Linked DNA regions of Mus musculus: region 2 is linked to region 1. The links are chromatin loops, found by intact Hi-C in ENCODE. Cell type or tissue: left cerebral cortex. All regions are shown on one strand. Each heading gives the region's core, and the rest is flanking DNA. Links, peaks and the distances in the headings are about the cores only. Region 1 overlaps Gm14664 (predicted gene 14664). Region 2 has its middle 61 kb from the start of Gm715.

The links. A loop is a pair of places that touch in the nucleus more often than their neighbours do. Peaks named below come from ENCODE experiments on the same cell type or tissue, not always from the same donor. Only the 100,000 strongest peaks of a DNase experiment are listed, where the experiment ranks them.
Region 2: a loop joins it to region 1, with 6 times the contacts of the local background. A loop is called at or near these places in 3 of 42 quality-filtered maps.

What each region holds. Positions count from the first base shown.
Region 1 is chrX:61,042,153-61,045,074 of GRCm38, reverse strand. All of the region lies in intron 2 of Gm14664 (predicted gene 14664), which reads right to left. Among named protein-coding and RNA genes, the nearest start is that of Gm14664, 32 kb to the right of the region's middle. In left cerebral cortex, for the core only: no CTCF peak of the experiment used is centred there; a DNase peak (open chromatin) is centred at 1,729.
Region 2 is chrX:60,607,889-60,610,810 of GRCm38, reverse strand. No RefSeq gene overlaps it. Among named protein-coding and RNA genes, the nearest start is that of Gm715, 61 kb to the right of the region's middle. In left cerebral cortex, for the core only: a CTCF peak has its summit at 1,395 (motif pointing right); a DNase peak (open chromatin) is centred at 1,428.

The sequences.
Region 1 (2,922 bases), core at 240-2,739:
CGGAGGAGGTCATAAGGGTTGGAGGAGAGTGGACCCGAGAGTATTAGGAAGTGAGTGTGATCAGGGTGCATTATGTGAAATTCCCAAGTAACCAACAAAAATATTATGTTGAAAGAATAGTATAGTAGAGTCACAGTAACTGTTTAAAAAATTATTCGACTAAGAAAACATAAAACTGGAAAACAATTCAAAACATAAAACTTGAAAACAATTCACTTTTTTCCAAATCATGCATTATATACAGGACCCAGGTATTAACTGAGCCATCATTAGAGGCTGAGGCATCTGAGACCCTGTCTACACTGTCTCAGGGGAGGTAAATGCATGATCACAGGAGAAGGAAAAAAAGAAACACAAAAAAGACATTGGCTAGAGGTTTGTAAGGCAGAGGTTGAAAGGCAGGTAGGGAAAGGCTGAGGATGCTGGTACATGTGTTTGGCACCTTGGGACCTCTGACTTTAGGCTCATTAAAAGGCTAAATGATTTCTTGGAAGCTTTTAATCTGCAGTTCTGGATATATTGACCCTGTTGTATAGCCAATGGCTTTGGTGGGATCATTATAACATACCCATGACACAACGGAAAAACTGTTGTCTCCACTTTACACATGCAAAGAGCAAGGTCCAGGCTGGATTAAGCAAAAAAAAAAAAAAACACACACACACACACACACAGGAAAATGAGCTCCGCCAGTCCTTAGTGGGTGATAGGACTATGTTCAAGTAGCTAAGGTCAAAATTTCTTTTCTTTCTTTGTTATTTTCTGAGACAGGTTTTCTCTGTGTAGTCCTGGATGTCCTGAAATACATGCTGTAGATGTGGCTGGCCTTGAACTCAGGGATCCACCTATCTCTGCCTCCTGGATGATATATATATATATCAAGATCAAAGTTTCTTAGCCTAATGCTTTGTCACATAGGACTGCAGAGTCACCAAGATGAGAGAATTCACTCAAGACTGGTCATGACATTTTGTTGTCTTGACTTACAATTGCTTCTGAGGAGCACAAGGGTGGGTGCTGTGGTTCTGTAGGTCTCTCAGGTTAGTTTCCCATTCACCCAACTGCTCTTTCCCCGATTCTGCTCATACAATTTAAGATTTCATTTCTACATTTATCTTGACGCCTCATTGTTACTGCAATGTCTTTCTCAGCATAAAATGATCCCAATACAAATATTAATATAAATGTCCAGGATTTTTGGAATTTTTGTAACAAAAGATTTTTCCATTATACCAAAAGAATAGTGTGAAATTCCTGACACTGGTTTAAAATTTTACCTGTGAAAGATTTGGCTCCTGAGATCTTGGATGAGACTGGCACAGACCATATCCTCTTGGTACTGCCTGTGTGCACTTGCTATCATAATTGGAATGTCATCACTTCTGTTGCTCAAAAATTATGGTCAAAACTGGGGACACTACTCAGGTGATAGAATGCTTGCCCAGCAAGAATGAGGCTCTGTATGCTATCCCCCAGCGTTATATAAAACGTAGTAGGATGTTGTACACCCAAAGATAATCCTAGCAATTGAGAAATGAAGTCAGCATCAGCAGTGAAAGTCATCCTCAGATAGGAGTTCTCTCTCTCCGGAGTTACACGTGACGCTGCCTCAAAAACACATAGTTAGCTTTGGCAGAATATGACGAGGACATTCAAGAATTCTTCTAAACAACCGTGCATCCAGTAAAACCACTATTTCCTAAAAAGCAGACAGCAGAGGTCAGCAAAGCCCATTCTACTTTTTCTCCCGAGGAGAGAAAGGCCGGGCTTTGACTTTCATGTTGCCGATTTCAGACCCTTTTGCAGCCCCATCCTTCCTCTCAAGGCTCTACATAATAATTGAAAGATGGGCTCTCCTGGATAGAAAGAATGAACCCTAATCAGCCAGTATTACTAAATGAGCAGAAACAAAGCCATGGCTTTGGGGATGGTGCAATAAACACAAACACCACAACAGGCTTCCAGAGACATTATTTTGAAATGAATACGCTTCGCTCAGAGTTGATCAGAAACAGGTGATATAATACACAAACAAACACAAAGCACATATACGATATGTATCACACTTGACTAAGAAGACTGCAATTAAGGGCAGCTATTTAAAACTATAATTGATAATTTTTAAGTAAATATACCCTTGGAACCAAATGCAGATGGCAAACCCACTATACGGCTGACCCCTGGGCATGAAGAAGAAATAAACAGGAGGTACATTCCATGCTGTTAATTATTTTCACTGCTACAGTTGTTTGCTATATAATACAGGTCAAGGGGTTAGCCTGAAGCTTCTCCTAATATATTAGTAAATAAATTTGAACAGATTTTAATTTGCTAATGGAAAGGTCTGGGCCAGTTGCAAATAAGAGGCTACTTTGTCTCCCTCATTAGCATGCAACCAGGCCTATCTTTCCCATTCATACAAAATGTTACATTTCCATAAAGTGTAGTGTAATTTGTCAGGAAAAAAAAATCTGGGAACTATATTAGAATAAAGATAAATTTGTATCATGTGGTCATCCTCCACATAGAGTCTTTATGATAATTGCATGTCTAACACCTGCCTCTAAATAATACTGCCTGCCAAATAATGCCACTCAGAATCTTCATAGTATGTAAAAATGACCGAGAATAAAGCAGCTATTCCTCTGGATGCGTTTCTGTGTGTTTATACTTAAGAGCTATAGCCTTTATTGCTATTCAGTAGCATGTCCCAGGTTTTGTTTAGACCATGACTCGCTTTCCTTGAGGACTTAGGATCCTTCTGAAAGCTGGTATTCAAATACCAGGACAAATCACTGCTTGCTCTCTAACAAAAGCCCCAGAGCTTGAGGTAAAATGACCACATTGTCCATCATTTAATCAATTTGTATTCAGTGTCCCTCCCTCCACCCTAACCCTATTTCCACAGTCATTTACTTGATA
Region 2 (2,922 bases), core at 162-2,661, 430 kb after region 1:
TGGTAGATAGCTCGTCGGTGTAAGGCCATGGTGCGTACTGTTAACTACCTTGTGGTAAAGTAGACATAGCTTATGGTTAGCATGTGCTTGTATGTGCTTTATGTGCAAGATTATATGAAGACATGTGGCCGTTGGAACTCTAATTGCCCCTAGGAGTGCATATACATGTTTTTGTTTTCTTTTATTATTTATTTATTTACATTTCAAATGTTATCCCCCTTCCCAGTTTCCTCTCCTCAACTCCCCTATCTCATCCGCTCTTCCCCCTGCTTCTATGAGGTGTTCCCCTACTCCCCCACTCCCTCCCTCCTCCCCGCACTGACATTCCCCTATACTGGGGCATTGAACCTCCACAGGACCAAGGGCTTCTCCTCCTATTGATGCTCTACAAGGCCATCCGCTGCTACATACGCTGCAGAAGCCATGAGTTCCACCATGTGTACTCTTTGGTTGCTGGTTTAGTCCCTGGGAGCTCTGGGGGGTGGCAGGGATCTGGTTGGTTTATATTGTTGTTCCTTCTATGGGGCTGTAAACCCCTTCAGCTCCTTCAGTCCTTCCTAGAACTCCTTCATTGGGGACCTTGTTCTCCATCCAATAGATGGCTGTGAGCATCCACTGCTGTATCTATCAGGCACTGTCACAGCCTCTCAGGAGACAGCTATATCAGGCTCCTGTCAGCAAGCACTTGTTGTATTGGCATCAGCAATATTATCTGGGTTTGGTAACTGTATATGGGATGGATCCCAAGGTGGGGTAGTCTCTGGATGGCCTTTCCTTCAGTCTCTGCTCCACATTCTGTCCCTGTATTTCCTTTAGACAGGAACAATTCTGGGTTAATATTCTTGAGATGGGTGGGTGGCTCCAACCCTCAACCGGGGGTCGTGCCTAATCTCTGGATATGGTCTCTACAGATTCTCTCCCCTTTGTTGGGTATTTTGGCTAATGTTATCCTAGTTGGGTCATGGAAACATTTTGCTTCCCTGGCATCTAGGACTTTCTAATGGCTTTCCCTGCTTTCCCATCCCCCGCTGCTGCACACCTTATTCAAATTCTAGACCCTCTGTACTTCCCCATCCCCGCACCTACATCTCCTCCCACACTCAATCCTGCCCCCCCTTTTTTCTCTCCCTCTTCTCTTCCTCCCAGGTCCGTCCCTCCTTCTACCTCCCATTTTTATTTTGTTCCCCCTTCTAAGTAGGATTGAAGCATCCACACTTTGGTGTTCCTTCTTCTTGAGCTTCATATGGTCTGTGAGTTGTACCGTGGGTGTTCCAAGCTTTCTGCCTAATATCCACTTATCAGTGAGTACGTACCATGTGTGTTCTTTTGTGACTGGATTACCTCAGTTATGATGTGTTTTAGATCTTTCTGGTTATTTGCTCACCTGTTATTCTCCTGTATGACCAGCAGAGGGAGCTCAGGAATTTTTTTCTCATCTTGGAGAAGCCTTCACAGCCTCCTTTGAAATAATGCATTCCTGAAGGACGGCTGTGGTTTATTAGTAGCTTTTCATATTCTGAAAAGAGAAAGTAGGCATCTAGCCAGACCTAGAATCTTTCTACTATCAAGGCCATACCTGCCTGTGAGCAAACATTGTCAAAGTACACTTGCCCAATGAGCTGCCCAGGCATCCTGTCCATGTCTCCTACAGTACTCCTACATGGCTCCCTCGCTCCCTCTCCCTCTCTCAGAAACCAGCAATTGCCTGAAAGATAAAAAAGCTTTTCCCAGATTTTTTTGTTGTTGTTGCTGAAGTTTCTTTGTATTTAGTTTTCTAATATTGGGACTCATATTGCCCAGGGTGGCTATGCAGTTACTCTCTATGTAGCCAAACATGGCCTCGAACTCTCAATGGTGTCCTTTATTCACCTCGCAAGCACTGATATTACAAGCATGAGTCACCATATGAAACTTAAGTTAATTTTCATGTAGAGATCCAATAGTTCCGGCACCATTTGCTAAAATGATTATTCTTCCTCCATTAAATTGACTTTGCTCCTTGCCAAAGACTAGCTGCCCGTATTTGCTTATTTCTGAGTTATTATCTCTGTTCCACTGATTTGTCTATCCTTATATCAACTTCACAATATCTTGCTTTCTGTCATGTTATAGCAAGTCCTGGAATCATAAGCATAGTCTAAGTGTTTCAATTTTGTTCTTCTTCAGGACTTTGCCATTTAAGGCCCTTTGCCTTCCCATGTCAATTTTAGAATCAGTCAGACAGTACCCCCAATAACAGTTGGGATTCCACTTAGGATTGTACTAAAAGTACCAGGGACGGAGAGATGAAGCAACCTCTGAACAGCATGGGCTTTCAGCCCATGAACACAAGGCATCCCTCCATGCATATCAGTCATTTTTAATTTTTTTCTTCATAATTTTAGTCTTCTGCACATAGATCCTTCATATTTTGCTAGACTAATAGTTAAAACTTTTTAGAACTGTGGTTCTGCTATAAAATGTATTATTTTTCTTTATAAAAGTTTATATTGCTGGGAGATGGCGGCGCACGCCTTTAATCCCAGCACTCGGGAGGCAGAGGCAGGTGGATTTCTGAGTTCGAGGCCAGCCTGGTCTACAAAGTGAGTTCCAGGACAGCCCTGTCTTGAAAAACCAAAAAAAAAAAAAAAGACAAAAACAAAAACAAAAAACAAACAAACAAAAAAGTTTATATTACTCATGGGTACAGTAAGTCGGTGCAGGTGCCACAGATACCAAAACAGGATGTCAGATCCTGGAAAGTTTAAGTTACAGGTGACTGTTAGCTACCCTATGTGGGTGCTTGGTATGGAAGTACATCGTCGGCAAGAGCAGCCAACACTCTTATCTGCTGAGCTATCTCTTTGCCCCCTCCTTTATTCATTTTACATTTCAATCAGCCACTGCTAGTACACAACAAAGGTGGCTGTACCCAGTTGCTGC